Linked DNA regions of Mus musculus: regions 2 and 3 are each linked to region 1. A link is a loop called in an ENCODE intact Hi-C map of the cell type or tissue named here. Cell type or tissue: heart. All regions are shown on one strand.

Region 1 (8,000 bases):
AATCTGAATAAAAAAAAAAAACCCACAACTTTTCAATCTTAGACCCACCCCCCACCAAACACACACACACACACACACACACACACACTGCTTCCAAAGAAAACAAATTAGGTAAGAAGCAAAATCTCCTCCACCCCCAACCTGCCCCCACTCCCCTCCACCCCCAACCTGCCCCCACTCCCCTCCACCCCCAACCTGCCCCCACTCCCCTCCACCCCCAACCTGCCCCCACTCCCCTCCACCCCTAACCTGCCCCCACTCCCCTCCACCCTCAACCTGCCCCCACTCCCCTCCACATGCTGAAACAGATCCAGACCTTTATTTTCTTGCTGTTAGCTCTGGTTTCCCAAGGGCATATTTTTGTTTTCTTCATAGGGACCAACAAAAAATTCCTTAGGATGGAGTGGGCAGATAGACCTGTTCCTCCAGTTTCCCTGAGTTAGTGTGGATTCTTTTTTGCAGAAAGATGAAAGGGAGTCTGATTTTGGCCTAGCCTGAGTAGACCAGCTTAGAGGTCATCATTCCAACTGACCGGGAACAGGACCAGATTCTGGGACCATGACCCAGCATGTGGAAATTTACTCACTTGTTCTGTTTCTAAGACCCTTGGGTTGCAGTGATAGAAAGTGAACTTGAATTTGATTCCCCAAATGGGAAAAATAAGTATATTCGGTGGTTTTCTATAGCAAACACACAGAAGTGAGGCTGGGTTCCAGGGGCATCAAGAAGTAGCAGTTCAAAACCACTGGGGTCTTCTTCAACTCGAACCTGGCCTTTCCTTTTTTTTCTCTGCTTGGCTGAGTTTCCTCATCTTCTGGGCCATTGTACTCTGCACGCACACTGGGTGGCTACTAGTGTTGTGATCGTCTCCCAGCTCCAGAAAGACCACACCAGGCCAAACAGTTCCACGTGAGGTTTATTGAGAGAGAGAAGGGCAAAGTGGCAGTGGAAAGAGAAGGGGGGGGGAGGGAAGGAGAGAGAGAGAGATCGAGAGATCAGAGGGGCCTTTCTCTATATATGCATGGTGACATAGTCACAGGTAAAGGTGGGAGGTGAGCCAAGTGGATTCTGTGAATATGGTGGCTGCTGCCTTGGCAACAGGTATGGGGGTCTCGCTGTCACCTATGTGATGTCATGGGTTTCAGAGGTCTTGATAACAATAACTACCGCACTTCTTCCCTTAGCCATATATCCATAGAGCCAATCGGTGATCTGAAACCATTTCTGGTTTATGTTGAGAAATCCCTGGCACCCGCCCTGGAAATACCCAGAGTTTACACGTGGAAGCTAGAGTAAGGATCAGTGAAGTCAGTGGTTCTCACGTCCTTTGTGATGGGTTTTCTAGGCAGAAAAGAATATTCAAAACTTTCCTATTTTCTTGAGACAGGGTTTCTCCAAGTAGCCCTGGCTGTCCTGGAATTCACTCTGCAGAACCAGGCTGGCCTTCAACTTCGAGATCCACTTGCCTCTGCCTTTCAAGTGCTGGGATTAAAGGTGTGCGCCACCAGGTCTAGTTCAATACGTAACGTTTAGTTTAACCTAGTAGCAAATTTTGTAAAGGTCTGGCAATCACAGCCATAGCAAATTTAGTCCTATGCCCATTTGTGTGGAGCACGTAGTTTTCACCCTTACAAATGTTGAAAAAAAATAACAACCCTGCCAGGCGTGGTGGCACACGCCTTTAATCCCAGCACTCAGGAGGCAGAGGCAGGCGGATTTCTGAGTTCGAGGCCAGCCTGGTCTACAAAGTGAGTTCCAGGACAGCCAGGGCTATAAAGAGAAACCCTGTCTCAAAAACAAAAACAAGACAAAACAAAACAAAAAAAAACCCCAAAAATAACAACCCAAGTCCTCTGTAAGAGCAGCAAGTATTCTTAAGCACTGGCCTTTACCACTCGAACGTTGATCATTTAAACCAAAGGTCAGCACAGCTTTTCAGGAAAGGATCACATAGAAACATTGGAGACCAAGCAGGATTTCCAGCCTCTGCGGCAGCTACACTGAAAATTAATTCTGTACGTTTTCAAAATGTACTGGGCATTATGGTACATATCTTTAATCTCAACACTTGCGAAGCAGAGACTGGCAGATCTCTGTGAGTTTGAGGCCAGCCTGATCTACACAGAGAGTTCCAGGACAGCCTAGGCTACATAGAGAATCTGTTTTTTCAACATTTGTTAGGGTGAAAGCTACACACTCCATACAAATGTCTGTGTCTGCTAAACCTTTGCAAAATTTACTCGTATGTTACACTAAAAGTGAAGTTTTGTTTTAATTGAGAGAAAGGCAAGAGGATAAAGAGTCTGAGCCTGTACTACATACTGAGATCTATCTAAAAACAAAACAAAAAAAAAAAAAAACCAAAACAAAAACAAAACTAAAACCAAAAGACAGGGCAGGTGAGATGTCTCAGTGGCCATCAGCTCCTGCCACATAAGCATAATGACACACACACACGTACACACACACAAATTTTAAAAAAGTAAAAATCCTCCCAGAAAACAAAACTTTAGAAATCTGTATCAGTAACTTGATTATATATTAAGTTGTCCTTATGAATTGCTTACGAAAAGTCTCTTACATGTTTGTAAATACACAAATATCCACTACAGCAAGATTCCTTGTTATCAATACATTATCATGGCTTTCAAAATTTTTTTGAAGCCTTTCACATTTAATTCTTATTTTTCTGGAATAGAAAGAGATGAAACATTGGGGAAAGACTGTAACCATTTTAGTTAGTTTTGTTTTCTGTTTTGTTTTGAGACAGTGTGATAGTTTGTATATCCTTGGACCAGGGAGTGGCACCATCTGAAGGTGTGGCCTTGTTGGAATAGGTTTGACCTGGTTGGAATGGGTGTGTCACTGTGGGTGTGGGCATAAGATCCTCACCCTAGTTGCTGGAAGTCAGTCTTCCACTAGCAGCCTTTGGATGAAGGCATAGAACTCTCAGCTCCTCCTGTGCCATGCCTGCCTGGATACTGCCATGCTCTCACCTTGATGATAATGGACTGAACCTCTAAACCTGTAAGCCAGCCCCAATTAAATGTTGTTTTTTATAAGACTTGCTTTGGTCATGGTGTCTGTTCAAAGCAGTAAAACCCTAACTAAGACAGACAGGATTTCTCAGTGTAGCCCTGGCTGTCCTGAAACTTGCTTTGTTGATCAGACTGGCCTCAAACTCACAGAGTGAGTGCCAGTGCCTCTGACTCCAGAGTGCTGAGATTAAAGGTGAGCATCATCGTGCCCTGATGCAGATATTGATTTAATCAACTGAGATAACTTCCTGTCAGGTTTGGCGGAACTTGAGATTTACAGTTGAAGACAAGTGGATTCTACTGGCCTCCTTTTTCCAAGTACTTTTAGGGACCTGAAAACTTGGACATTTATTTTGGACACACACAGTTTACATGGTACACACAGTTTACATGGTACACGGAGCTGCTTGGATAGGTTTCCATCCATTCCTTTGTTTAGATGATTAGTCACATCTCTGGGTTTAGCTTTTTTTTTTTTCTAAACTTTATTTTATTGTGGTGCCCTGTGCACTTGGAGGTCAGAAGACAACTTTGTGGAGCCTGGATGAAACTCAGGTATCCATGCTTGCTTGGTAGTACCTTTATTATTTAAGCCATTTCATTGGCTCCTGCACCCAACCTTTTTTTTTTTTTTGGTAGGGGAATCTCAAAAATACTTTATAGGTAAGTATATGCATTTATTGTCAAAGACCTTTATCTTATTGGGACTTTGTACTCTTCTGTATTCCTAGGGTATTTAAAATGACAACTTATATTTGGATCACTTACATTTTGCCGTGGAACTTGTCACATCTCACATAGAAGCTAATTTTTCATTTCTTTTCTTTCTTTTTATTGGCTTTTTTTGAGACATCGTCTCTATACAGTTCTGACTCTCATGGAAATTACTATGTAGACCAGCTGGTGTCGAACTCACAGAGATCCACTTGCCTCTACCACTGAGTGTTGGGACTTAAAAGGGGTTTGCCCCCACACCCAGTTTAAAGCCACCTTTTAAATGCTTCTTATGGGTGAAACAATTGCAATTTGTACATGTATATGTGTACGTATACATACACTCACACACACAATCTTGCAGAGGAGGAAAATGAATCTTACAGAATTTGATTACTTTGATCCAGTTTAAAGGAGGCAATGTGCTTTTACCAGAGGAGCTGAATTCCAGTTTCCACACCTTCCCCCCTCCCAACTTCCTCTTCCGGTTCCTGCTTGTCCATTGTTCAGTGAAGCCGGAGGGCACTAACTACAAGGAAACTGTTCTTCCTCAATCTCACCCTCTTCCCTCCTCCCCTCTCTACCCTTTGGGTCTCCGCACCGCCTTGCCCAGGAGTTAAGCCTTAAAGAGTGCAGGAAGAACTACATTTCCCAGAGTGCCTCGCGAGTCACCGTCCTCCAACCAGAGCTCTCCAGACGGCGCCATTTCTGAGGCAGGAGTGGTAGTGCGGCCTGTGATCATGGCGCTGTTCCCGGCTTTTGCGGACGTAAGTGAGGCCTCCGGTGATGGGGCATTCAGGAAAGGTAAGCACCCCAAAAGAGTCGAAAAAGACATCCATTAAATTAATGGCAGATTTTCGGGCCTGGGTCATGGCCTTTTTTCTTTGCTTTGTTTATCCACCTGTATCCCAGAGTTCTCCGCGGCGCTGCAAAGCCTTCTGGGTCTTGTCTGAAGTGTAGGGCCAGAGGCTCTTTCAGGCGCTACGGTGGTCAAGTAAGCGGAGGGGAAACTAAGCCTACGATGATGTCTGGCGCTAACATTACCGTATTTTTGGACTTCATTCTCCTAGAAGCTGCAATGATACAACTCCATTGCAAAAGAAACCCTCTTAAAATACTTGCAATTGTGGTTGGCGTAATTCTGATTTTTCCTTACTAAATTGTAACCGTCAACAAATTCCGAGACTGTCTATTCATTGTAGCACACTTATTAGAAACACAGGCCCAAAATATAGACGTATTCAATAAGTGTGTCAGGATTGATAATGCAACCTGTTGCATGAACGAAACTAAGTAACAACAGCAACAAATCAGTATAAGGTAGTATGCTACAAATGTCATAGATGAGCCACAGTCAACCATAAAAATGAAACGTTCAGAATTTTGGAATGGTCTTCAAGAGGATATGATTTGTATAGATAAGAATTCAGGGACCTTCAAGGGGCTGTGGAAGAGAAGCATGGGATTAGAGAACTGGGTGCGTATTTTAAATGCTAAGACAAGTGTCAGCTATAATGAAGTTAACCATGGCAGGTAAATGCAGAAAATACATCTAATACTGAAAGTGTACGGTCAAGTTGAAGGGCTGGCAGTGGTGGCATACACCATTAATTTCAGCACTTGGGAGGCAGAGGCAGGTGGATCTCTGAATTCAAGCTCAGCTTGATCTACGTAGTGAATTCTTGGACAGCCTGGGCCACAACATAGAGAGACCCTAATCTCAAAAAAGACCAAACCAAAACAAAATATAGTTAAGAAAATTAACTATATATTATTTAACTATGAGTTACTGTTCAGCTTTCTTTACGGTTGGTTTGCTTATAGGGATCCAAAAGAAGTCAGAATTCTCTCTCTCTCTCCTTTCTCTCTCTTCTTTCTCTCTGTCTTCCTTTTCTCTCTGTCTTCTCTCTCTCTCTCTCTCTGAGAGAGGGGGTGTACTGGCTGGTTTTGTGTGTCAACTTGACACAAGCTGGAGTTATCACAGAGAATGGAGCCTCCCTTGAGGAAAGGCCTCCATGAGATCCAGCTGTAAGGCATTTTCTCAGTTAGTGATCAAGGGTGGGAGGATCCATTGTGGGTGGTGCCATCCCTGGGCTGGTAGTCTTGAGTTCTATAAGAGAGCAAGCTGAGCAAGCCAGTAAGAAACATCCCTCCATGGCCTCTGCATCAGCTCCTGCTTCCTGACCTGCTTGAGTTCCAGTCCTGACTTCCTTGGTGATGAACAGCAGTGTGGAAGTGTAAGCTGAATAAACCCTTTCCTTCCCAGCTTGCTTCTCGGTCATGTCTGTGCAGGACTAGAGACCCTGACTAAGACAGAGAGTTGGCCAGAAACCCACAGAGATCTGCCTTCCTAGTGTTGGGATTAAAGGCAAGTGCTCCCATGTCCAGGCACACTGCATTTTCTGCATGTACCCGTAGGTCCCCTTGAGTATGAAACAGTTTCTCTGCTCTTGTATTTTCTCAGGTGATATATTTGTTGAGGAAGCTGGTTATCCATCCTGAAGATGTTTCCCGCTAAATCTTCCTGTAACTTGCTCCTTTATTTATCCATCCCATTATTTCCTGGGAACTGATAATTAGATTTAAAGAGCCGATAAGATCTAGCTATATACTTTTTGTTGTTGAGGGTAGCTTGTTTGGAGTGCTGCACAAATATTAAGTCCTATCAGGAGGGTCCAATCTTTGATTTCAGTGATATTAAGGGGGTCCGTGTTGGGCATCAGATCCCCTGGGATTAGAGTTAAGATGGTTGTGAGCCTCCATGTAGATGCTGGAAATCAAACCTTGGTCCTTTGAAGAACAACCAGTGTGCTTAATCACTGACCCGTCTTTCCAACCATGCCATTACACCTTCATCTGATAATTTTGCAGTGATGTTTTTTATATTCTTGTGACAGGGTCTCACTGGGACCCAGATTAGCCTCCAGTGTGTAATCACCTTGAATGAGCAAAAGAGACTCAAAGAGTTTCTTCTGACTCTAGAACTTGCATTATAATTTTTTATGACAGGGTTGGGAATCTTGTGATTTAAACATCTTCGCAGTTCCTGGGCTGCTTCATGGGGTAGATCAACTCCCAGGAAAACGTCGACACCTTGAATGCCATTCTTACCTGTGTTTGCTGGTGCTTTTTGTACAAGTGAGTTCGAGCTTCCAGCAATCAGAAAATGGCAGTCCTAATCAAAATGAACGGCTTATTCTCAAGAGAACAAATATCTTCATTAATGTGATTGCTAACTCATTTTTACCATCAGCCTTGGAAATGCTGTTTGAATGATTTACCCCTGGAGGAGTGGCCCCTCATCTCTGAGTTCACTTAAACAGACTAGAAGCCAGGGCTACATTGTTAGGACAAGGTACAGAAATGGATATTGAACTTGGATGTGATACCCACTTATAAAGTTACCTAGTTTAGAAGCTTATTCATGCTGGCTTGCCCCTCTGCCTTTGGTGGAACTGAACGCAGGCCTTTTCAGTGGAGATGGAGGGTTAGTAAAGTGTCTTAGTAAGCTCACCACAGAGGTATGTCAGTGAGTCCTCGGTGATGGGCTGTTAGCTTACCTCTGTCAGATTTCTCTGAAGGTGTGTGTAGGTGCTCTATATCCCGGCAGTGGGTGGGCAGCACGTGACGTGGCGTTGAGGAGGTTATTTCCCTCTTTTCCTTTCTCATATGCATGGGTGTGTGAAGTACGGTGCCAGGCTCTCAGCAGTTGCTAACCTGAGATTTCTGTGCTGATCCCCAGAGGTTGGGTCTTCCAGATCCCTCTCAGGCTCCAGCTGCTTGCTTTCCTGCTGTTCCTTTCTGTAGTATAGTCTACCTGCTTAGTGATTCGAGTACACATATAATATATGACACCCTGCATAGTGATGAAAGTACATATGTACTACACCCTCCTTAGTGATGTAAGTGCACACACACACACACACACACACAGCACCCTGCTTAGTGGTAATAAGTACAGACTTGATTTCTGTCAGGCTCTCTAAGTTAGGAGGTTGTAAGTAACCACTGAAAGGGACTTGGTAGCCTGGAGAGATGGTTCATCAGTTAAAAGCACTGATTGCTCTTCCAGAGGACCCAGGTTCAATTCCTAGCACACCCACATGGCAGCTCACAAGCATTTGTAACTTCAAACTAATATCAAAGCAAAAAAGAAAAAAGAAAAAGAAAAGGACTTAGCAATCTGATGAATAAAATGTCATTTAATGTTAGATATTTCTGTCCAGGATTCTGTGTCACTAAAAATTG
Region 2 (8,000 bases), 680 kb before region 1:
ACACTGGGATCCCCAGATAAAAAGTAGTCTTATGTCTTCTCCTGAATCCTGATGCACACTGTTAAAAACATGCATATATATGTATGTGTGTGTGTGTATACACATATATATGCATACATATATACATATACACATATATACATGCACATAATATACATATATAGGTTTAAAAATGTATATATGTGTGTGTATATACATGTATATATATACACACACATACATACACACACACACACCACATATATATACATGTATATATAAGTTTAAAAATGTACATGTATGTGTGTGTGAGAGCTCACACATGTCATGCTATGCACATGGAGTCAGAGGACATCTTATAGAAGTGTCCTCTCCTTTCAGTATGTGGGTCCTGAGGATGGGGCTCTGGTTATTAGTCTTGGCTGCCAGTACCTTTATCAGCTCAGACATCTGTAGGCCCTGTGTAAGCATTTTAAACAACTGTACTGTTGAATAGCTCAGACAATGGGCATCTTGCCTTTCTCAATTCTTATTTTTTGAGACAAATCTTTCACTGAACCTGGACCTCATTGATTTGGATAAGCTGGGTGGCCAATAAGCACTGGAGATCTCCCTGTCTACACACATACATACACACACACACACACACACACACACACACACACACACACACCCTATACTGAGATTTCAGATGTATGCTACCATGCCTGAATTTTTGCCTGGGATATGGGGTTCTGAACTCCACTCCACCCACTGCTCCCCAGCCTTGAATACCTTGTTTCTCACCTGGGTCTACGGCAATTGTGGACTCTAGCTCTCTGACCTTTTGAGCAGCAGGGGCTGACACTATGCTGTAATGCAAAGGGTCTTTGGAAATGGCATGGACTTCTGGAACCATCTCAGGAGTCAGACAACTGGCTGAAGACGCTGTGTCCTTCGGGACCATCACCATGCAGCCTGGAGGGCTGGCGAAAGCCAATGGAGCCTCTGCAACACACAACAGAAGGGGCTGTGACGTCACCCTGTCAAGTCCAATCCATTTTCACTCTGTCCACATTAGAAAGATGACCCTGGTACCAACCCTGTCAACAGAATTAGCCAGGCTGTATGCTGGCACCATGGTCAGAGTGAGCTGGCATATGGGTAGACCGAGTTCTATTTAAACAATCGCCCCCACCTCTTAGGAAGGTGTATACGGTAAAAAGTAAGGTCCAGCCACAGCTGAAGCATGAGCGCTGAGAGATTCTGTCCATCACAGTTACGGATGTCAGAAAGCACGGTCTGAACTCTCAGCGCATGAAGCCTCTCGCTTGACCTGGTAGCTGATGTTAGACTGGGCACCCTCTGTGTATGCAATCTCTGTTTTCTCACAGCATTTATATTTTTCTTAACCCCTCCACTTCCCCGCTAGATTAGAGCCCTAAGCTGTACACTAGCATCGTTCTCAGAAGTGGCTGCATCATGAAGGATGCAGTCGAGTCTCAGGTGTGACTTTACGCCTTTCTACCCATGCCTCTCATGCTATAAAATAATGGCCACGCCTTGTCTGGTTGTATCAACATGGATCAGGGGAGTGCAGGTACACGTGGAGCGAAGCGCTGGGTATAGAAGTCCTCAGCAGTGGTTTGCATCATAGAGCCAGGCACTGCGTCTTCTCTTTGCCCTCCTGCCTGGCCTCTAGGTGCTTACTGCTGAGTAGATTGAACCTCTGTCTTCTGCATTCCCTGGTATAGATTTATATTTGAGTACTTCAGCTGTGTGCTTCTCACCAGGGGAGGGGGTATCCGAACATTGTTTCTTTACCTCAGAACTTCACATAATGCCTTGCGCATTCTTCAACTGGTGAGATGAGGAAATGCTATCCTGCTTTTCACAGAAATTCAGAAACTGTAACATTTCTTGGGTTTAATAGCCAGAGTCAGCCAACATTCAAAAGGAGCATCTATTGATCGATGCATGGACTTTGCATGGACCCAGAAAGGGAACAACTATTAATTGAGAAATGGTTTCCTTTTTTTTTTTTTTTAATTCTTTCTTTTTTTTTCAGTGTCTCAGACAACACCTAAAAAAGTGATCCTTTGAAAGCCAGGTACACACAGAGCAGCAGGTTCAGGAGGTGGCAGAAGGCTTTATTCTCTCCAGCTTTAGGGATGTGACGGTTTGTATATACTTGGATCAGGGAGTGACATTGTTAGGAGGTGTGGCCTTGTTGGAGTAAATGTGCCACTGTGGGCGTGGGCTTTAATACCCTAGTCCAAGCTGCCTGAAAGTCAGTATTCTGCTAGCAGCCTTCAGATAAAGATGTAGAACTCTCAGTTCCTCCTGCATCATGCCTTCCGGGATGCTGCCATGTTCCCACTTTGATGATAATGGACTGAACCTCACTCCAGGAATGAGTTCACGTATGCAGGAGGAAGGGAGTGAGTTTGGGAACTACATAATCTTCTGGGAGAAGCTAGGTCTTGGTATTGAGGGGTCCTGGGAATGGACCTCAGCAGATACTGAGAGACAACATTGTTGTAAAATTCAACTGTGTTTCTAGGCTTCATCCTTTGCTTTGAAGGCCCTACCAATTTCCAAAAAGACATGAGGCTCCTCAGCTTGGCTCCTTCATGAGAGCAAGCCGCAAAGCTTCAGCAGGTGGGAAAGCATTTGGTCCAAGGGTTCTTGAGCTAAAGACTGGGTGTGTTGGCTCCTCAGCAGGGGATTGAACTGAGCAGGAAAGACACCGTAGACTCTTAGCTTACATTTGTGTTTGTTTCCCAGTGCTAGGGCTCAGACCTTTGAGCACTCTGGGGAAGTGCTCTACTACTGAGCTATAGCCCCAACTCTAGGCCTGGGTTTTATGGGTTTATTTTTAAGTCCTTGCTTGATCTGTAAACCTGTGCTTTCAAGAACTCCGGACCCATTGGGCTGCAACTGAGGAAGCTCCGCCCTTGTTACCAACATACTGCAGCTGATGACTGCTTCCAGACTGGTCAGCGGAGATGGCCAGAACACAGGGACATCCTCGGGCCGACACTCCACATAACTCCCGTAGTCAGGTTTGGAAAGTGCCTCAATTCCCAAAAGACCTGCAGGTGGGAAAACAAAACAAAACAAAACACCCAAAACCAAACCCAGGATTCCTCAGATTGGTACCACCCACATGGGGGCACTAAGTACTCTATGTATCTTTCTCCCCACAAGTGCTAGTTGTAGAATTGATCTTAGAAAAGGAGAAAGAAGAGGAAGGACAGGAGGAAGAGGAGGAGGTAAAGATGGCTCAGAGTTGAAGTTTTAACAGATCAGGGTGTTCTGTAACTTAGGGCCCCCGCTGTCTGGTACCATCAGGCCTGACATCTCAAACCGTATGATGTGGTTTCTGGAGGGAGTTTACAGTGTGCTTAGCTCAATACTAGCCTCGTAGCACAGAGTCCTAACAGAGCCAGCTTTGTGTGTGTGTGTGTTCATCTTGATGCAGACTGATCAAGTTACATAGCTGTAACCTCTGTTATTGTTCCAGCAGCCCCAGCCCTGAGCAGCAGCATCTACATGCTGTTGACAGTGCGGACCAGAATGCCAAAGATGGATGCGTTGGGCCTAGTTTATCCCCACTGATAAGACAAGTCGGCAGATATCTTCTGGGTGACCCTGAGACTATTTTAGGTGAGGAAGACCAATAGTGCTGATAGTATTTTCATAGAATGTCAGGTCTTTAGTAATTCTGTTGACTACGAAGCTGAGCAAGTTCAAGTCCACAGACCCTGGCTCTCACTCTGGGCCAACCCCAAGTTCTCTCTCCTCAGTCCCTCTGAGAGCTCCAAGAGATCTCATGACATTCAGTCAGAATGCAAATTTGAGTTTTATTTAATAATGTTATGGTGTGTGTGTGTGTGAGAGAGAGAGAGAGAGAGAGAGAGAGAGAGAGAGGTGTGGTGTGCATGGTTGTGGATAACACCTGAAACAAAGAGTCCCACTGTGACCCTCCAATCCCCAAGGCCAGTGGTGATCACATGATACTCATAGGAGTTGAGTGTGCATCACAAGTCCTCAAGATGAGGCCCCCTAGTGTGGCACAGTGCTGCCTTAAGCCTGAGAGCACCCAGTACTGGACTTCTGGGTTTCACCCCAGTCCCTCACCCTTGAGACCCTCCCCATAAGAACAGCACAAGCCCCTGTGTGCTTTTCAGGCCCATGTTGGGTGGACACTGACCTGGGTCACCGATGTGAATGGGTTGTCCTTGCTGTCCTCTTATGGCGTGAGTGGCCTGCAACAGCCTTTCCAGCTTGTCCTTGGGAATGGGTCTCATTGTGACCACCAGAGGGCAGCAGAAGCCAGCAATGGTGGCACAGGGCACTGTTGTCTGATAGTGAAAATATAGGGGGAAAATACAGGAATCAACTCAAATTAAAGCCGCAACACTTCCAGTCCAAGAAGCAAGAGATCCAGGGAGCTGTTGCAGCCTGGTTGACAGTGAGAGACTCAAAACTAGGGTGCAGGAGGGGGGAGCCTTATTCATTTTTTTCTTTATTAATCTGTCAACATCACTTTGGCAGTCTGGCACACATCTAAGCTGGACAGAATAATGTTTTCACCACATAAAAGAAAATTCAGGATGGTGTGTTGCCTGTTGTCCCAGCACCTGGGAGGCTAAGGAGATGGGGAGTTTGAGCCTTGACTGCAAGGAAAGTTTTAAGGTGATTCTGGTAACACAGTGAGAGACTGCCTTAAAACAAACACACAGACGGGGCAGCAAAAAGGTGACGGGAAGAGAAGAGAATCAAATGTTCCAAAGGAAACCACTACTATTTCTGATGTCCAGATGTAGTTACCAGAGCCCCAGAAAGAATATTATACTTTCCCACTAACAGCTAGGAGGACAGAATGGCAGATCTGTTACTGGAGTATCAGTATACAGGGTGTTTTGAAACTCTCAAGAACTGTACTGTGTTATGCTATTTGTGAGATACTTTATCATCCTCAGCATTCCAGGACATATTGATCCAACAGCCCTTTGTGGCCAACAGTCAGAACCAAAGGAAATGCTAACTTTCAGCCGAGGTTTATAACACACACACACACACACACACACACACACACACACACACAATTTTCCCACCCAGTGGCGGGCATGGTGGCTCACGACTTTAATCCCAGCACTTGGGAGACAGAGGCAGGCAGATTTCTGAGTTCAAGGCCAGCCTGGTCTACAGAGTGAGTTCCAGGACAGCCAGGGCTACAGAGAAACCCTGTCTCAAAATCAAAACAAAACAAAACACCCCAAAAAACCAAAAAACAATTTCCTCGCCCAGTCTCATGGGTCTCTAAATGTTCTTTCTCCATGGACCTCAAGAAGCTGCGAAGTTCTGACAGAATCAGGCAAAAGCAAGCAAACAGCGCCAGGAACATCGGCTGCCTGATTTACTTCTAGATCCCACAGGATGAGCCTGTCCCTGGATGCCCCGGTCTTCCCTTCCAAGATTCTGCACAGGGCGACCTGGGTGACTTTCACTGGTGGTATACTTCTCCCCCTGCAGTGGGGCTTACGACAGGCTTAGAACGCAGCCAGGATCAGGATCCCCTGGGACGACCTTGGCTGCCACTTAACTGGCTGTTACCACCCTGGCAACTGTAAGATGAGGCTCTGCTGTGCTGCCAGCCCAGTGTCTGTATGACAGCACCTGGGACAGAGCAAAGGCACATGTAGGCCACTCACAAAGCCAGGCAGGGCTCCTGGGGACTGAGACACCTCTGTTTAGGATGGGCCATCTATCCAGGCCATCAGTCAAATTCAAGGTGGCTGTAAGAGCCATCTCTCTCAGGGCCTAAGGGCAGTGGGGTGAGTTGTTACAGACAAAACTGTATGGCAGCTGTGGGGAGAGGGGGCAGTGACGTGTCATGGATAATTGACAGGCTTTGGTGAACATATATGGACGTCTGTGCCTCTGTACAAAGCTTTTTTTTTTTTTTTTTTTTTTTTTTGGTTTTTTCGAGACAGGGTTTCTCTGTATAGCCAATCTCATCAACCCAATCTTTTGTGCCTCGAAGGTTACTACAGAACTGCAGGGACCTGACGCAGTCCAAGCCTCTTTGGCAGGAGTCAAAGTGGGGAGGGACACTGTGACAAACAGCGCTCAAGATGAAAAAAGTCCAGCCACTGTGAGCAGGGAAGTCTGGAGGCTGGTCTTGTGCACAGGGAGGCCTGGAGACTGCTGATCAGCCAGAGTGCTCAGACTTGTCCCAACAGCATCTGGGAAGGAGGCAGAGGAGGAAGGGCGCCACTCTTCCCCACGTGACTGGTTTCAGCAGGAAGAGAAGTGCATCAACTCGGCCACAGGGACAGTCCCTAACAGCAGGCGTGTCCCAGGAGAGGCCACCCTTCTGCCGTTAACACTCTGTGCTCACATCAAAACTGGCCATGGTGACACCCTGTGCTTGTAATTCTAGCACTGGGAGATAGAGACAAGAGCATCCCCAGGGCTCTCTGGCAGAGAGCCTACCCTTAATCAGTGAATCCCAGTAAGAGGTCTTGTCTCCAACTCCACGGTGGGGCCAGTGAAAAGACTCATCAGATAAAGGCACTTGCTGCCGTGCCTGGTGACTTGAATTTGATTCCCAAGCCCCACGAGGCAGAGGCAGAAGGAGAGAACTGATTTCCATAAGTTGCCATCCAATCTCCACACAAACATTGCACTACCAAAATCACCCCTTCCCCAAATAAGTGTAACTTAGCAGAAAACAATGTGTTCTGCTCCCGAAGAGTACTAGTTGACCTTTAGCCTGAACATACATTCATATATACATGCCCTCTCTCTCTCTCCAAATGTCCAAATGACTTTGATTGACATTGCACAGCCATATCAGAGGCAGGTGGGAGAGAGACTGACTCAGAGGGTAATGGTTTTACCTGGGAGGGCGACTGAGCTAGGGCTGACCTTAGGGCTTCTGATCCCTGAACCAACATTCTCTCCACCATCGGAAACTACAGAGTCCATCCACATTTTCAAGCTGTTTTGCCCAGGGGCATGGCCTTACCTTGTATGCTCCTGCATGGCTGGGACCTGTTAGGTCTCTTCTGGGGATCCCTGCCTGCTCCAAGGCCTCTTCTATGGAGAAGCTGCAGTCTATGATGAAGGTCACCATTTCTTTTAGTTGTTCTGAGTGCTCTTCCAGTGAGGTCAGGATGCCTGTGCAGGTGCCAAACTTGTATTTCTGCAACTGTGGACAGATGGTCCTAGGGACACAAAGAAGTGCTCACAGGCCCCTGAGGCGCTTTTTTTGTTTTTGTTTTTGTTTTTAGAGACAGGGTTTCTTTATGTAACAGCCCTGGCTATTCTGGAACTTGCTCTGTAGACTGGGCTGACTCCAAACTCATGGAGATTCATCTGCCTCTGCCTCCACAGGGTGTACCACCGTGCCCACTCGGCCAATACTGTGTTTATTAGAAGGTCAGAGAGGGGCTGGAGAGTGGTTAAGAGCACTGACTGCTCTTCCAAAGATTCTGAGTTCAATTCCCAGCAACCACATGGTGGCTCACAACCATCTGCAATGTGAGCTGACGTCCTCTTCTGGTGTATCTGAAGACAGCTACAGTGTACTCATATACATTAAATAAATAAATCTTTAAAAGAAGGAGGAGGAGGAGGAGGAGAAAAAGGCAGAGGAGGGACTCTCTGATACTGACACGTCTAGAGCTCTCTACACTGGGGAGCGCTTGGTTTTCAAGTCGGGGCTTTGCTGGTGTTCCTGAAGCATGACCAAACCAGAACCACTGAATCAATGTGTGCATAGCATAACCTGTGGGTCCCACCCCATCCCATTTCCTGAACCTCAATGTGAGACCAGTCAGACCCACAAGAATAAAACAATGGTGGACTTTCTGCAACAGGGAGATGCTGTTGGACCCAGAGAAACTTTGGTGTCCTCTCCCATGAGGCTGAAAGCCTTATGTGGTACGAGCCTCAACCCTGTTCACCCCAAATCATTGCTGGGTTATTCCTCCTTTCCAGCCATGTGCCAGGGGATGGGTTGTAGGGAT
Region 3 (8,000 bases), 570 kb before region 1:
CAGGAGAGCCACAGCTATAGAGTGAGACCCTGTCTCAACAACAAAATGAGAGAGGTGTGTAGAGCGGGGCGGGAGGAGGGGAAGCTTTCGTGGTTGCTGCAGAAGGCAAAAGCTAGTGTGGGAAACTGCAACCGCGCATGGGGTGACTTGGCTAGTTTTGAAAGTGTCTGGCCGTGTCTGCCCACTGGCCAACTGTCATAAGAACCAAGCTACAAAAGGACTGAAAAAAGAAAAAAGTTCTTCCTGTTTGCCCAAGAAGAGGAAATGAGATTGGCGCGCATTAGGACAGTTTTTTTTTTTTTCAAAGTTCTGGTTAATCTTATGCATCTTTAAAGATTCTGAATAAAAAAAAAAAATACTTCCATACAAAGGCTTTCCAGCAACTCTAACCTAAACAGGCACTCCTGATGCATCCCATTATAGCACGTTGATATACATTTTCAGTGTGAGCAAAATGAAAAGCTTGCAGTTTCTTTATGTAGAATCACCTAGAATTTATTTCCATTCCTAAACTGTAATCTCAATAAGGAACAAGGATGGCATCTGTCTTGTGTGCACTGTGCCCTTGACACCTACCACAGTAATTGGCACATAATGGGAATGAAAGTTGTTGCACGAACAAATGAACAATTGCACACAGCTGTTGATCAGCTCTGCATAGCGCTGCTAAGTATGAAGTCACAGTGTAGCAGAACAGGCATGCCAGGCAGGTTCACCCAGGGAGCTGTGGGGCACCGATCTAATGGGGGCACCTAGATGTCTCCACTCTCTCTTTTTCTCTCTCTCTTCCTTTCTTCCTTTCTTTCTTTCTTTCTTCCTTCCTTTCTTTCTTTCTTTCTTTCTTTCTTTCCTTTCTTTCTTCCTTCCTTCCTCCCTTCCTTTCTTCCTCCCTCCCTCCCTCCCTCCCTTCTTTCTTTCTTTCTTTCTTCCTTCTTTCTTTCTTTCTTTCTTTCTTTCTTTCTTTCTTTCTTTCCTTTCTTTCTTCCTTCCTTCCTTCCTTCCTTCCTCCCTTCCTTTCTTCCTCCCTCCCTCCCTCCCTTCTTTCTTTCTTCCTTCCTTCCTTCCTTCCTTCCTTACTTCCTTCCTTCCTTCCTTCCTTCCTCCTTCCTTCCTTCCTTTCTTTCCTTCTTTCTTTCTTGATTTATTTATTATATGTAAGTACATTGTAGCTGTCTTCAGATACCTCAGAATAGTGTAGCCTCCCCCAGCCTGAAGCTGTACAGACCTTGTCAACACTGAGGTGGGGCCACCTGCAGTGCTGCTTTCGGACTTGGCTGGCTTCTTTTGAAGTGACAATTGCCCTGAGATTCTGCTACCTGCTGAGAGGCTGAACATGTCTTCCGGAGAGGTTCTTGAGGTAGCTGACTACCTGTGAAATTGGCGACTTACTGCTAATGGCTCTGCTCTGGCGGACTAGTGCTAACAACTTGGCAACAAAACAGCGCAGACTGCTAATAAACACTGAGCCTTGAACAGGGAATCATCTTGGCTCCATTATTTCTCTCGACCGGCTAGTTTCTCTCTTTCAGCTCCAGCCTGCTTCCCCGGTGTACGGTACCGGGTCCTTGTAAGCCTCGGGCCAGCTTGCTACAGAATAGGACATCAGATCTCATTTAGGATGTTTGTGAGCCACCATGTGGTTGCTGGGATTTGAACTCAGGACCTTCGGAAGAGCAATCAGTGCTCTTCACGGCTGATCCATCTCTCCAGCCCCTTCAGGTACTTTGGTACAAAAATCTGCCAACTATGGAGACTACCAAATATAGACCACTTTCTACTTTTTAAAGGCCCATGAGCTAAGGATGGGTTTTGCATATTTCAATGTTTGAAAAGATATTAAAACAATAATATATTATGGCATGTGAAATTCAAATTCCAATATCCATTAAGACATCTTAGGGGAACACAGCCATTTGTTATTGTCTTTCTGTTTTCTATTGACCACTTTCCAGAAAAATTGAGTAGTTATAAATGAGAGTCTACGGCTCACACAGCCTTGGATTTGCTATCTGTCCTCTAACAGGAAGATAGTTTGCCCATTCTTCATCTAATCCATGTGCAATTTAGAAGATCATTTTTGCATTGTTTATGCTCGTCTTTTCTTTTCTCATTATCACCTACTTCCGCTACAGAAATTAAGCTGTCAGTGCTACACTTGCAATACATTCTTTCCCAGTGAGTCCTCTCTTCCCGTCAGCCTCATGGGATTCGACAAGTTATAAGAGAGTGACTTTGCTGTTCTAACTAGTGTAGGGGACTTCATTACTAAATAACTTCTGTGCCTCAGTGTAACATTTACGATCCCTCATTGTCTTAAGGACACGGTTCATCTTCATTCTCAGTTTGCCCGGATTTGGAACCACCTGGGAGACACACCTGTGGGTGTCTCTTTAATGGCATCTCCAGGGAGGCTTAACAGGGAAGATCCACCCTAGCTGTGCTGGGTGTCCTGGATTTAATAGAAAGGAGACTGCTGAGTACCACAGTTTAGCGCTGTCTGCTTCTGACCACAGACACAACTTGACCAAGTGGTCTCCTGTTCCTCCATCTTCCCGCCTCCATGATACACTCTATCCTTAAAATGTAAGTCACTCCCCGACCCTGCCCAGGTCTTTCTTTTTTCTCTTTTGAGTGTTTTTAAGAAAAGGTTTCTCTGTGTAGCCCTGACTATCCTAGAACTCGATATGTAGACAAGGCTGGCTTTGAATTCACAGAGATCTGCCTGCCTCTGCCTCCTGAGTGCTGGGATTAAAGGTCAGTGCCACCACACCTGTTCTTTCTTTAGAATGCTTCTGTCAGGTGTTTTTGTTTTGTTTTGGGTTTTTTTGTTTTGGTTTTTTTTTTTGTTTGTTTGTTTTGTTTTTTTGTTTTTTTTTTTCCAAGAAGGAAAATAAAGATACACTCATCTTTCCTATACAGCTGTTTCCCTTACACTTCATTTAGCCTACCTGTTACTTAGGTCACCAGCATTTGATCTCCTCTAGACCTAGGCTCACAGCTTACCTCTGTGTGAAATGTCTCCAGTTTTGTCTTACTTGCCCTTTAAATTGGCTATCCAGATTTTCTCCTTGCCCTAAAAGCCTTGAGAATAATCGTTGCCATCTGTGCCATTCTCTAATGCTTAATACTGGTTCACAGTTTTGTTTAAATTCTTTATAGTTTCCTGTGCCTGTATACAAGTTGCCCATCTCTCGAGTTCCGTTAATAGCTTTTCAGGAGCAGAAATTGAATCTTATTTTATGATTCACCACACTCTTTGAGTTTCTTAAACATGAAAAATTGGGATGAGGATGTAGTTTAACTGGTAGACTGCTCGCCTAGCATTCATAAAGCTGGAGAGTTCAATCTCCCGCATGTCATAAGCAAGGCATGGTGGCACATACTGCGAATTCCAGCACTGGGAGGTGGTGCTAGACGTACCAGGGGGTCAAGGCTAGGCTGAGCTACACTCCCCACCTCCACAAGTTATTATTTCAGATTTCTCATCCGGAGCCAGAACCTTGACTTTTTGTGTATAGGAGCTACCTGTATTTAATTTTTAAACGTAATTTAGTTTTGCCTTGTGTGAGCGATACATGCCCTTAATTAAAGCTTGTGTGGAGGTCGGAGGTCAACATGTTAGTTCTTTTTCATTATATGGGAACTGCACTGTGGTTGTCCACGTCTGGCCGCAAGCACTTTTACCCACGGAACCATCTTGCCGGCTCCTACCTGTATTTAAACACAAAATTCATTTAATTTATTTAGTGCTACAGAGAATAGTATCATTCGAAGACATGCCATCTTCCAGACAGTCACACATTTGTGGGCCGTTCCCTAGGACCCTCAGACGCGCGCGAGCGCAAACACGTGGGTGACAAGTGCTTCCCTCCAGGACCCTCCTTTGTCCACTGTGATTGGCGGACCAAGCGGTCCAATCGTCTTTCCCCGCCTCTTTCCGCAGTAGCCAATCAGAGGTCCGGAGCGCCTCCTGACTACTAGATACTGTTTACTAACAGATCGAAGCTGGGAATAAGGGGTGTGACCATTCTGGGGAGGTCAGGAGAGGGAAGGCCTGCCTGCGCGTGCGCACCAAAGCGAGTAGGTGGGGCATTCCGTGGGTCTTGCCAATCGGAGCGTTCGCGCTCCTCCCTCTCCTGCCTCCCCGCCAAGCAACAACAATTCGAGCAGCGGGGCGGGGCGGCTCCTGAAACGTCAGGACTAGCCGCCCAATGGGAACGGGCGCTGGCAGACGCGCGCGCGCTGCGCCCAATAGCGCTGGTGGCTCAGGGCTGTCTCCTGGGCTGGCTGTGGGAGGAGCGGCCTGGAGGAGGAGGTGGAGGCGCAGGGCGCGGGGTTGTGCCGTACTAGCGGTGCCCGCTGAGGGGAGGAGGCGGAGGAGCTGCACGGCCAGAGCGGGAAAGAGACTCGCCTCAGTGTCGGAGTTGTGGCGCTGCGGCAGCTCGGCTCCTGGAGCTGTGGAGAGACGGGGCGTCTGCTGTCCCATCAGGTTCCCCTAAGAGCGACCCGCGCGATCGGAAAGAGGGTGAAGATGGAGGGGGAGGGCGGCGGCAGCGGCGGCGCGGGCACCAGCGGGGACAGCGGCGACGGCGGCGAGCAGCTCCTTACTGTCAAGCACGAGCTGCGGACCGGTGAGCGACCCCGCCCTCTGCTGGCCGGGCCAGCCGCGGAGGCGCGCCTGAGAGCCGGCATGGGTGCGCGCACAGGCCAAAAGGGGCGCGGGCTGGGGGGGACGGGCCCGGGGCGGGGCTTCGCGGGCGGGGAATAGTCCGGGGGTCCTGGGAGGCTCTGGGCACGGAGAGGAAAGTTTGCTCCTGCTGGGCCCCCAGTTTCCGACCCAGCCTGGGAAGATGCCTTTATGCCCCCTTTCCTGCATAGGTGACATATCTGTCACTACACGCTGTCTCGAGGGAAAGGTACTCTTTCCCTCAAGAGGTGAGCTGTGTGGAGCTGTGTGTGATGGAGCTTGAAGCTTGAACTCACTTTACCCTGCACCTCTGCCTGGGATGGTTCAGGTGTGAGGGGAGTGTGTGTGTTTGTGTGTGTATGTATGTCTGTACCATCCCTAAGGGACAGCGATCCTGCGAGAGGGGTATTGGTTCTCGGTTAGTCTCTGGTGAAGGAAAAAGGCTTCGTGGTCCTCTGGAATTAAGTCCTTTCTCTCAGAGTTATCGTGAAGTACTATACTCTCTGAAATTTGCCAGGTCTTTTGGCAAGCAGCCTCTATAAATGTAAAGTTTTGGGTGAAAGGCTTCACTAGGCGACTTAAGTGCTTGCATCCCCTGTGCTGGAGATCAGTAAAGCTCCGTGTGCTAAGCTTTTTACTTTTGCTTTTTCATTGTGTAATTCCGGGGTTTGTTTTGGAAAATTCTTATCTGGACCAATTGGTAAAGTTTGGGTCTCCCCAGCCCCATGGAGTCAGGTCTCCCCTTACACTATCATTTCTGCATGGAGAATGTGTTAGAGTGGATCGATAGTTATTAGTGTCAGTGGTTTTAAGATTTTTGACACTTAAGTCTTTGGCACATTATATTAAGTAGACACAAATGGCAAATGGCAGGTTTCAGGTAGAAAGCGGGTCCACCTTGCTGCTGTTTGGAACAGATTGAAACAGATGGATAAAGTTAACTACAACCCACAATTCTTGATTGCCCATTAGTATCTTTGGTGCCAGTCTTATGACTTAGTATAAGATGTAAATTCATGCCTTCTCATTTATCAGTATAAGCACTGCAGTTTTGATGGTTCTGACTCTATAATGTATCCTGACCCAGTTATTCCATAGTATTTTTGAATTCCTCACATAAACAGTGTAGATTCCCTTGGTTGAGATCTTCACTCCAAATGTTATCAAAAAGTGATGTTTTCAACGGGATTTTAAGCCATTTTTCTCAGTATACATGTATGTAGTGTTAATGCCCAGTTTACACCAGGAGCAGTGTCACATTTTCTAGAGTAAGGATTTTGGTCCACCTCCCCCCCATCTTACATAATGATTCCTTGCTGTAAGTGTGTGGAATCATACAGTACAACAAATGCTGCTTGAAGTCTTCTATGCTCAGCCATTGATCATGATACAGCAAGCAGTCTTTTGCTCAAAGACCAAGGGGCAACCTACTTGTTAGTAGTCAGCCAACTGCTCAGTTTCTGGATTTTGCAAACAATGCTAACTCTGTAGAAAACAATGAGCGCTGTTTTATTTCCCTTTGTCAACTAACTGTGTGTGAATCATCAAGTTTGCATTTAGAAATTCTTCTGATGGATGACGAGACTGCACTGAACTCACTAGTAATGTAGTAAAAAGGACAGGAACGGCCATTTAAATGTATTGCTAAGCACGTGGACAACTGATCAGATGTAATGGTCAAAAACACTGTTAAAATATAACTTGAAAGAGTAACTCCTCCGTCACCAGCCAGCTGGGCTCCTCTTAGCACATGTTGCTCTGATAGGAGCTAGAGCAGTGTGGTAGCTGGTGGCTATATTGAATACCATAGGACAAATGATAATTGAATTAGAAACCCAGTATAAGGGCGTGGAAATGGCTCCATTATGGAGACTGAATAGTATGGCATACCCGGACATGGAGTTGGAAGACGTGATGATGAATACTAGCTCTGCCACTTAGCTGGGTGTATAGACTTGGGAAATCACTGCATTCTTTCAGGCTTACTCCTTTCATCTGTAAAATGTGGACATTGAATGAGACACTACTGGAAAAATGTTAATCAGGTTACTTGGCACATAGTAGGAAATATTTATTGAATGAAAATTTAAAAAATAATTCCACAATCAGATCTTATTGTAAAACATACGAATTAATCTAGTGTAGCTGGGAAACGAACTAAGTCATTGGGTGGTTAGCATTATCATATGTGTCTTTGCCTTCTCAAGCAGAGTGTAAACTCCTTGTAATCTGTGTTGCTATTGAATAGCTTGTATTTATCTTGCCCATCACAACACACAGTAGTACAATAATTCATTTGCCTGGGGTTGAAAAGATGGCTCTTTGGGATAGAGTACTTGCCATGTAGTGTGAAGTCCTGAGTTTGAATCCTTTGGGCCTACACAGAAGCTGGTTTAGTAGTGTGTATCTGTCATCCCAGTGCTTGTATGGCACCGTGAGAGCTGGAAAAGACAGAAGAGTCTCTGGAAGCTTGTACGTCAGCTAGCTTGGTACACACAGTGCTGAAGAACAAAAGAGCCCTGTCTTAAACAAAATGGAAGGTAAGGATGGATGTGGTGGCATGTGTGTGCTCATACACTCATACATGCACCCCAGACATCCATGTCCCCAAACACACAGTCTGTCTGTGTCAGGTAGTAAGTAAGGCCCTTGAGGGCAGAGACTTTTTTTGTCTATTTGTAGCCTGTGGCGTGTGGTAGATGTTCAGATATTTGTTGAGTGAATTCAGTTTTGGATGAAAAATAAGGGCAAGGTTTGCAGATGTCAGGTCTTGATAAATTGATGGCAGCGGCTATAAAAGCTGAAGAGTACAGAATTCAAGATTAAGCAAATCAATTAAACATAAATTCTTGAGTATTTTCTGTTTTCTGGTATTGAAGATACCAAAGAAAATATTCTGTGTCCAACTGTAAAGGAAGAGACCATATAAACTAATAATCAGGATATATTATTTCTTAAGTATAATAATATAAATAAAATGTATAAATGCAACAAAAGAAAGATTAAAGCCATTAGCCTTTAAATAGTCAGATGTAACTTTGTTGAACACTAGTGGAAAAATGGAAATTATTTTACCCACTCGTTTATTCAACAAATATTTTGTCACCTCTTATATACTGAGTGCTGTCTTACATGCTGTGGTTAATAACGTGGCTTCTCCACTGGGAAGGCTGAGGAATCACTAGCACCAGACACTCGCATTGCCGCTCCTGTGTCTTAAATCTCTCCTAGTCCATATGCCAAGTTTTTTTCACTGCTGTCCAGGTTCCTCCCAGGAGGTAGAAAATGGACAGGATTAAAGTTCTACAGACAC

What was found. Hi-C counts contacts between places; a loop is a spot of excess contacts. Peaks named below come from ENCODE experiments on the same cell type or tissue, not always from the same donor. Only the 100,000 strongest peaks of a DNase experiment are listed, where the experiment ranks them.
Region 2: it touches region 1 in a loop (4-fold over the local background); 17 of 42 quality-filtered maps call a loop at or near these places.
Region 3: a loop joins it to region 1, with 2.2 times the contacts of the local background. A loop is called at or near these places in 3 of 42 quality-filtered maps.

The regions. Positions count from the first base shown.
Region 1 is chr12:100,156,096-100,164,095 of GRCm38, reverse strand. It overlaps Nrde2 (nrde-2 necessary for RNA interference, domain containing), which reads left to right and starts at 4,443. Exons shown (of 14, transcript NM_001290303.1): 1 at 4,443-4,556. The coding sequence starts at 4,493. In heart, a CTCF peak has its summit at 4,499; a DNase peak (open chromatin) is centred at 4,385; H3K4me3 peaks cover 1,644 bases; H3K27ac peaks cover 1,510 bases.
Region 2 is chr12:100,837,696-100,845,695 of GRCm38, reverse strand. Dglucy (D-glutamate cyclase) reads right to left here. Exons shown (of 13, transcript NM_145448.5): 4 at 6,998-7,196; 5 at 4,175-4,325; 6 at 2,931-3,053; 7 at 766-966. Among named protein-coding and RNA genes, the nearest start is that of Gm36572, 52 kb to the left of the region's middle. In heart, CTCF peaks have their summits at 4,082 and 4,283 (motif pointing right); DNase peaks (open chromatin) are centred at 4,245, 5,565 and 6,275.
Region 3 is chr12:100,721,412-100,729,411 of GRCm38, reverse strand. It overlaps Rps6ka5 (ribosomal protein S6 kinase, polypeptide 5), which reads left to right and starts at 4,292. Exons shown (of 17, transcript NM_001330702.1): 1 at 4,292-4,631. The coding sequence starts at 4,532. In heart, CTCF peaks have their summits at 4,443 and 4,644 (motif pointing left); DNase peaks (open chromatin) are centred at 101 and 4,211; H3K4me3 peaks cover 2,137 bases; H3K27ac peaks cover 1,756 bases.